2 separate regions of the Homo sapiens genome follow, and region 1 is linked to region 2. Evidence: chromatin loops called from intact Hi-C (ENCODE). Cell type or tissue: chondrocyte. All regions are shown on one strand.

Region 1 (4,000 bases), 690 kb after region 2:
ACCCAGGAGGCGGTAGTTATGGTGAGCAGAGATCATGCCACTGCACTCCAGCCCAGGTAACAGAACAAGACCCTGTCTCAAAAAAAATAGGGCTACATTATTTATGAAACAGATACTGTTGACTCAGTCACCAGAAAGTGAAGGTCGCCAACATCAGACAAATTCACTGGAGGACCTATGTATGTGCTTTGAAAGACAACACTGCTTTGGTAAAGAATACTGTATTTCAGAAAAACATAATCATATTAACAACTAATAACACTGTAAAATGCTGATGTGTTGAATGCTACTTTAGAAAAACATGTTCAAGTCTAGGAAAAAGATTTCCGATAGAAAACTACGTATCAATTACCTAGCTAGCTAGCTATCTAGAGACAAGGTTTCATTCTATTGCTCAGGATGGAGAGCAGTGGGATGACCATAGCTCACTGCAGCCTTCAGCTCCTGGCCTCAACTTATCCTCCTGCCTCAGCCTCTTAAGTAGCAGGGCCACAGGTGGACACAGGTACACCTGGCTTTTTTTGTTTGTTTTGTATAAACAGGGTTTCACTACATGGCCCAGGCTGGTCTCAAGCTCTGGAGTCTTGCTCTGTCGCCCTGACTAGGGTGCAGTGATGCTTCTCGGCTCACTGCAACCTCCGCCACCTGGGTTCAAGAGATTCTCCTGTCTTAACCTCCTGAGTAGCTGGGACTACAGGCATGCACCACCATGCCCGGCTAATTTTGTATTTTTAGTAGAGATGGGATTTCTCCATGTTGGTCAGGCTGGTCTTGAACTCCCAACCTCAGGTGATCAGCCCGCCTCAGCTTCCCAAAGTGCTGAGATTACAGGTGTGAGCCACCGCGCTCGGCCTAATTTTTGTATTTTTTTGTAGAGACTGGGTTTCACCATATTGGCAAGGATGGTCTCAAACTCCTGACCTCAGGTGATCCACCCGCCTCGGCCTCCCAAAGTGTTGGGATTACAGGCGTGAGCCACCGCACTTTCTTATGTTATTAAATAGCCTAGCCCAGGAGGGTGCGGTGGCTCACGCCTGTAATCCCAACAACTCTAAAGGCCAAGGTGAGAAGATCGCTTGAACCCAGGAGTTCGAGACCGGCCCGGGCAACATAGCAAGACCCCCCCATCTCTACGAAAGATACAAAAATTAGGCCAAGCGTGCACCGCGCCTGGCTAATCTTTGTATCTTCCGTAGAGACGGGGTTGCGTCATGTTGCCCAGGCGCATCTCGAACTCCTGAACACAAGCCATCCTCCTGCCTCGGCCTCCCAAAGTGCCGGGATAGCACGGCCCAGGCAGCCTCATGTGTTCTTTAAGCAGTCCCTCCCGGTTGTACACTTGCATAGTTTTCTTTTTTATTTTTTTATACAGGGTTTACCTCAGTCTCGCAGGCAGGAGTGCTGTGGTGAGATCACAGATCATTGGAGCCTTGAATCTTGGGGTTCAAGTAGCTGGGAGGCTGAGGTTGGACTACAGAGGTGGGGTTGCGCCATATTGCTAGGCTGCTCTTGGCCTGAAGGGATCCTCCTTCCTGGCCACGCCCGGACACATAGTTTTCCATTTTTGACCGACATAAATACTGTGCTGGGTGGGAGTTTGTCAACTACCCCTTTCCAGCCAGCAACACACAGGAACTGGCGGGGAGGTCGCGGTTACCAGGCTCCACTCTGAGAAGACTGCCCAGCTCCAGGCACTGTACAGCCCTTGTGACGTGACAGAAGGCCCGCCCCTGTGACGTCACCGAAGGCGCCCCCCAAGATGTCGCAAAGGCCCGCCCCTCACGCAGAGCCAATCGGAACTCCAGGTGCTGGGTCTTCCAGGAGAGCGCCTGCGCGGGAGGGTGACCACAGGCGGCCGGGCGGGATGTCCTGTCCGCCGTCTTCAGCCCAGCCGCCACCACCCATAAGCTATGAGGAGGAGTTTACGACCACCTGGACTACTACCACCTGCGTGACTTCCCGGCCTGAGGGGTCCGCGCAGCAAAGGCCTGACGCTGCTGGAGCAGGCGCTGCGCACCTACCGGCTGGCGCCTGGTAGGCACGAGTGCAGGGTCGCCCAGAAGCTCCTCAATGGCCGGCGCAAGTGCCAGCCAGCGCCAGCTGCAGCCCTGGCCGCGCACTCGCCTCAGCTGAGCCTGGGTATGTGCACCCCCCAACACTTCCCCCAGCCATGTTCCCGGGACCTCGGGAGCGTCCCCCACCGCCCGGTGCCATTCGTGCTGGGCAGGGTCGGCCCCCTTTGAGGCTGCCCCGCGTTAGGGAGCTGCACCGCACCCCCACCAGCTTGACCTCTGACTGCCGTTGCAATAGCATTAAAGCCTTTGGAACTTTGTAGGTGGGTAGAAGGGGCTAGGAAACGAAGAAAACATCTTTTTAAAAATTTATATAAGGGACTGGCCGGGTGCGGTGGCTCACACCTGTAATCCCAGCACTTTAGGAGGCCGAGTGGGTGGATCACCAGGTCAGGAGTTGAAGACCAGCCTGGCCAGCATGGTGAAACCCCGTCTCTACTAAAAATACAAAAATTAGCTAGGCGTGGTGGCGGGCGCCTGTAATCCCAGCTACTCGGGAGGCTGAGGCAGAGAATTGCTTGAACCCGGGAGGTGGAGGTTGCAGTGAGCCGAGATCGCGCCATTGCACTCCAGCCTGGGCAACAAGAGCAAAACTCCGTCTCTAAATAAATAAATAAGATTTTCAAGGCGAGGCATGGTGGGTCACACCTAAATAAGTAAATAAATAAATAAAATGGATTTTCGGCTGGGCATGGTGGCTCACGCCTGTAATCCCAGCACTTTGGGAGGCCGAGGCGGGCGGTTCATGAGGTCAGGAGATCGAGACCATCCTGGCTAACACGGTGAAACCCCGTCTCTACTGAAAATACACACAAAAAAAAATTACCCAGGCGTGATGGCGCGCGCCTGTAGTCCCAGCTACTGGGAAGGCTGAGGCAGGAGAATGGCGTGAACCCGGGAGGCATAGTTTGCAATGAGCCGAGACCGTGCCACTGCACTTCAGCCTGGGTGACAGCGAGACTCCGTCTCAAAAAAATAAATAAATTAAAAAAATAAAATAAAATGGATTTTCAAGGCCAGGCATAGTGGGTCACACCTATAATCCCAGCACTTTGGGAGGCCAAGGCAGAAGGATTGCTTGAGCCCAGGAGTTCGAGACCAGCCTGGGCAACAGGGCAAAACCCTGTCTCTATCAAAAGCACAAAATAAGCTGGGCATTATAGTGCACACCTGTAGTCCGAGCTACTCAGGAGGCTGAGATGGGAGGATGGTTTGAGCCCGGGAGGCAGAGGCTGTATTGAGCTGAGATCATACCACTGAACTTCAGCCTGGGTGACGAGCCAGACCCCGTCTCAAAAAAAAATAATAACAATAAAAATAAATTCATATAGTTTGGTATGGTTTAGTAAGTTTCAGCAGGCAGATTGTCAGGGTAAGATGGATTGTTATATATACATTTATATATATAATATGTATATTTATATACTTATTTATTTTAGCAGAGATAGGGTCTCCCTATGTTGCCAGGCTGGTCTTAGACTCCTGAGCTCAAGCAATCCTGCCTCGGGTTCCTAAAGGAAGCTCACATTGGAGGTGTGAGCCACCACACCTGGCCTATAAGGGGAATTTAAGGGACTCTCTACTATGATGTCCCTTCTCCCAATCCCTTTCCGCATGTAGAAGAGGGTTCTGTTGAGTGACTGGCATTTGCTTATATTTCTCAGTGCTATGCCCAGTGTAATGGAAAAGGCACAGACTGGCTCAAGAGCCCAGGGATTTCAGTTCCAGGCCAAGCTCATCCACTGACTGACAGAGTCAGTCAAACTTGTTTGGATTTCAGATTCTTCATCTGAATAACGTAGATAACACTTATCCCATAGTACACTGCAAAGATGACACGTGACAGTGAACAAGTTAGTTTCCGTTTAAATATTAAGAATTAGGCCAGGCGCAGTGGCTCACACCTGTAACCCCAACACTTTGGGAGG
Region 2 (4,000 bases):
AAGTAGTGGGGCCACAGGTGGACACAGGTACACCTGGCTTTTTTTGTTTGTTTTTTATAAACAGGGTTTCACTACATGGCCCAGGCTGGTCTCAAGCTCTGGAGTCTTGCTCTGTCGCCCAGACTGGGGTGCAGTGATGCTTCTCGGCTCACTGCAACCTCCGCCTCCTGGGTTCAAGAGACTCTCCTGTCTTAGCCTCCTGAGTAGCTGGGACTACAGGCATGCACCACCACGCCCGGCTAATTTTGTATTTTTAGTAGAGATGGGGTTTCTCCATGTTGGTCAGGCTGGTCTTGAACTCCCAACCTCAGGTGATCGGCCCGCCTCAGCTTCCCAAAGTGCTGAGATTACAGGTGTGAGCCACCGCGCCCAGCCTAATTTTTGTATTTTTTTGTAGAGACTGGGTTTCACCATATTGGCAAGGATGGTCTCAAACTCCTGACCTCAGGTGATCCACCCGCCTCGGCCTCCCAAAGTGTTGGGATTACAGGCGTGAGCCACCGCACTTTCTTATGTTATTAAATAGCCTAGCCCAGGAGGGTACGGTGGCTCACGCCTGTAATCCCAACAACTCTAAAGGCCAAGGTGAGAAGATCGCTTGAACCCAGGAGTTCGAGACCGGCCCGGGCAACATAGCAAGACCCCCCCCATCTCTACGGAAGATACAAAAATTAGGCCAAGCGTGCACCGCGCCTGGCTAATCTTTGTATCTTTCGTAGAGACGGGGTTGCGTCATGTTGTCCAGGCGCATCTCGAACTCCTGAACCCAAGCCATCCTCCTGCCTCGGCCTCCCAAAGTGCCGGGATAGCACGGCCCAGGGAGCCTCATGTGTTCTTTAAGCAGTCCCTCCCGGTTGTACACTTGGATAGTTTTCTTTTTTATTTTTTTATACAGGGTTTACCTCAGTCTCGCAGGCAGGAGTGCTGTGGTGAGATCACAGCTCATTGGAGCCTTGAATCTTGGGGTTCAAGTAGCTGGGAGGCTGAGGTTGGACTACAGAGGTGGGGTTGCGCCATATTGCTAGGCTGCTCTTGGCCTGAAGGAATCCTCCTTCCTGGGCCGTGCCCGGACACATAGTTTTCCATTTTTGACCGACATAAATACTGTGCTGGGTGGGAGTTTGTCAACTACCCCTTTCCAGCCAGCAACACACAGGAACTGGCGGGGAGGTCGCGGTTACCAGGCTCCACTCTGAGAAGACTGCCCAGCTCCAGGAACTGTACAGCCCTTGTGACGTGGCAGAAGGCCCGCCCCTGTGACGTCACCGAAGGCGCCCCCAAGATGTCGCAAAGGCCCGCCCCTCACGCAGAGCCAATCGGAACTCCAGGTGCTGGGTCTTCCAGGAGCGCGCCTGCGCGGGAGGGTGACCACAGGCGGCCGGGCGGGATGTCCTGTCCGCAGTCTTCAGCCCAGCCGCCGCCACCCATAAGCTATGAGGAGGAGTTTACGACCACCTGGACTACTACCACCTGCGTGACTTCCCGGCCTGCGGGGTCCGCGCAGCAAAGGCTTGACGCTGCTGGAGCAGGCGCTGCGCACCTACTGGCTGGCGCCTGGTAGGCACGAGCGCAGGGTCGCCCAGAAGCTCCTCAATGGCCTGAGCAAGTACCAGCCAGCGCCAGCTGCAGCCCTGGCCGCGCACTCGCCTCAGCTGAGCCTGGGTATGTGCACCCCCCAACACTTCCCCCAGCCATGTTCCGGGGACCTCGAGAGCGTCCCCCACCGCCCGGTGCCATTCGTGCTGGGCAGGGTCGGCCCCCTTTGAGGCTGCCCCGCGTTAGGGAGCTGCACCGCACCCCCCCAGCTTGACCTCTGACTGCCGTTGCAATAGTATTAAAGCCTTTGGAACTTTGTAGGTGGGTAGAAGGGGCTAGGAAACGAAGAAAACATCTTTTTAAAAATTTATATAAGGGACTGGCCGGGTGCGGTGGCTCACACCTGTAATCCCAGCACTTTAGGAGGCCGAGTGGGTGGATCACCAGGTCAGGAGTTGAAGACCAGCCTGGCCAGCATGGTGAAACCCCGTCTCTACTAAAAATACAAAAATTAGCTAGGGGTGGTGGCGGGCGCCTGTAATCCCAGCTACTCGGGAGGCTGAGGCAGAGAATTGCTTGAACCCGGGAGGTGGAGGTTGCAGTGAGCCGAGACCGCGCCATTGCACTCCAGCCTGGGCAACAAGAGCAAAACTCTGTCTCTAAATAAATAAATAAGATTTTCAAGGCGAGGCATGGTGGGTCACACCTAAATAAGTAAATAAATAAATAAAATGGATTTTCGGCTGGGCATGGTGGCTCACGCCTGTAATCCCAGCACTTTGGGAGGCCGAGGCGGGCGGTTCACGAGGTCAGGAGATCGAGACCATCCTGGCTAACACGGTGAAACCCCGTCTCTACTGAAAATACAAAAAAAAAAAAAAAATTACCCAGGCGTGATGGCGCGCGCCTGTAGTCCCAGCTACTGGGAAGGCTGAGGCAGGAGAATGGCGTGAACCCGGGAGGCATAGTTTGCAATGAGCCAAGACTGTGCCACTGCACTTCAGCCTGGGTGACAGTGAGACTCCGTCTCAAAAAAATAAATAAATTATAAAAAATGAAATAAAATGGATTTTCAAGGCCAGGCATAGTGGGTCACACCTATAATCCCAGCACTTTGGGAGGCCAAGGCAGAAGGATTGCTTGAGCCCAGGAGTTCGAGACCAGCCTGGGCAACAGGGCAAAACCCTGTCTCTATCAAAAGCACAAAATAACCTGGGCATTATAGTGCACACCTGTAGTCCGAGCTACTCAGGAGGCTGAGATGGGAGGATGGTTTGAGCCCGGGAGGCAGAGGCTGTATTGAGCTGAGATCATACCACTGAACTTCAGCCTGGGTGACGAGCCAGACCCTGTCTCAAAAAATAATAATAATAATAAAAATAAATTCATATAGTTTGGTATGGTTTAGTAAGTTTTAGCAGGCAGATTGTCAGGGTAAGATGGATTGTTATATATACATTTATATATATAATATGTATATTTATATACTTATTTATTTTAGCAGAGATAGGGTCTCCCTATGTTGCCAGGCTGGTCTTAGACTCCTGAGCTCAAGCAATCCTGCCTCGGGTTCCTAAAGGAAGCTCACGTTGCAGGTGTGAGCCACCACACCTGGCCTATAAGGGGAATTTAAGGGACTCTCTACTATGATGTCCCTTCTCCCAATCCCTTTCCGCATGTAGAAGAGGGTTCTGTTGAGTGACTGGCATTTGCTTATATTTCTCAGTGCTATGCCCAGTGTAATGGAAAATGCACAGACTGGCTCAAGAGCCCAGGGATTTCAGTTCCAGGCCAAGCTCATCCACTGACTGACAGAGTCAGTCAAACTTGTTTGGATTTCAGATTCTTCATCTGAATAACGTAGATAACACTTATCCCATAGTACACTGCAAAGATGACACGTGACAGTGAAAAAGTTAGTTTCCCTTTAAATGTTAAGAATTAGGCCAGGCGCAGTGGCTCACACCTGTAACCCCAACACTTTGGGAGGCCGAGGCAAGTGGATCACAAAGTCAGGAGTTTGAGACCAGCCTGGCCAATATGGTGAAACCCCGTCTCTACTAAAAATACAAAAATTAGGTGGGTGTGGTGGCAGGCGCCTCTAATCCCAGCTACTTGGGAGGCTGAGGCAAGAGAGTCACTTGAACCCGGGAGGCGGAGGTTGCAGTGAGCGAAATTGCGCCATTGCACTCCAGCGCCTGGGTGACAGAGTGAGACTCAGTCTAAAAAAAAGAAAGGAAAAAAGAATGAGATTAGAGAGGGCCTTCATTCCTCCTGGAAGAACATCTGATGTACCTGAAATCTTTGTTGGTGACAGGAAATGTGTCGATAGCATAGGGTTTCACTGTCGCCTCCCACACAGGGCCTTCACCATCTCTGCCATCTGGAGAATTTGTTCCCATCAGGAATCTCCCACCTGGCAGTGGGACCATGCTAGTAGCCTGTCCATTTCCTGCAGATAAAA

The links. Peaks named below come from ENCODE experiments on the same cell type or tissue, not always from the same donor. Only the 100,000 strongest peaks of a DNase experiment are listed, where the experiment ranks them.
Region 1: it touches region 2 in a loop (15-fold over the local background); 1 of 110 quality-filtered maps calls a loop at or near these places.

The regions. Positions count from the first base shown.
Region 1 is chr7:65,079,086-65,083,085 of GRCh38, reverse strand. No RefSeq gene overlaps it. Among named protein-coding and RNA genes, the nearest start is that of SNORA15B-1, 11 kb to the right of the region's middle. RefSeq lists an enhancer at 1,597-2,491. In chondrocyte, a CTCF peak has its summit at 1,999; a DNase peak (open chromatin) is centred at 1,765.
Region 2 is chr7:65,768,129-65,772,128 of GRCh38, reverse strand. LINC03006 (long intergenic non-protein coding RNA 3006) reads left to right here and starts at 1,319. Exons shown (of 8, transcript NR_038378.4): 1 at 1,319-1,662. RefSeq lists enhancers at 1,168-1,417, 1,664-2,286, 2,287-2,910. In chondrocyte, CTCF peaks have their summits at 1,333 and 1,535; a DNase peak (open chromatin) is centred at 1,348.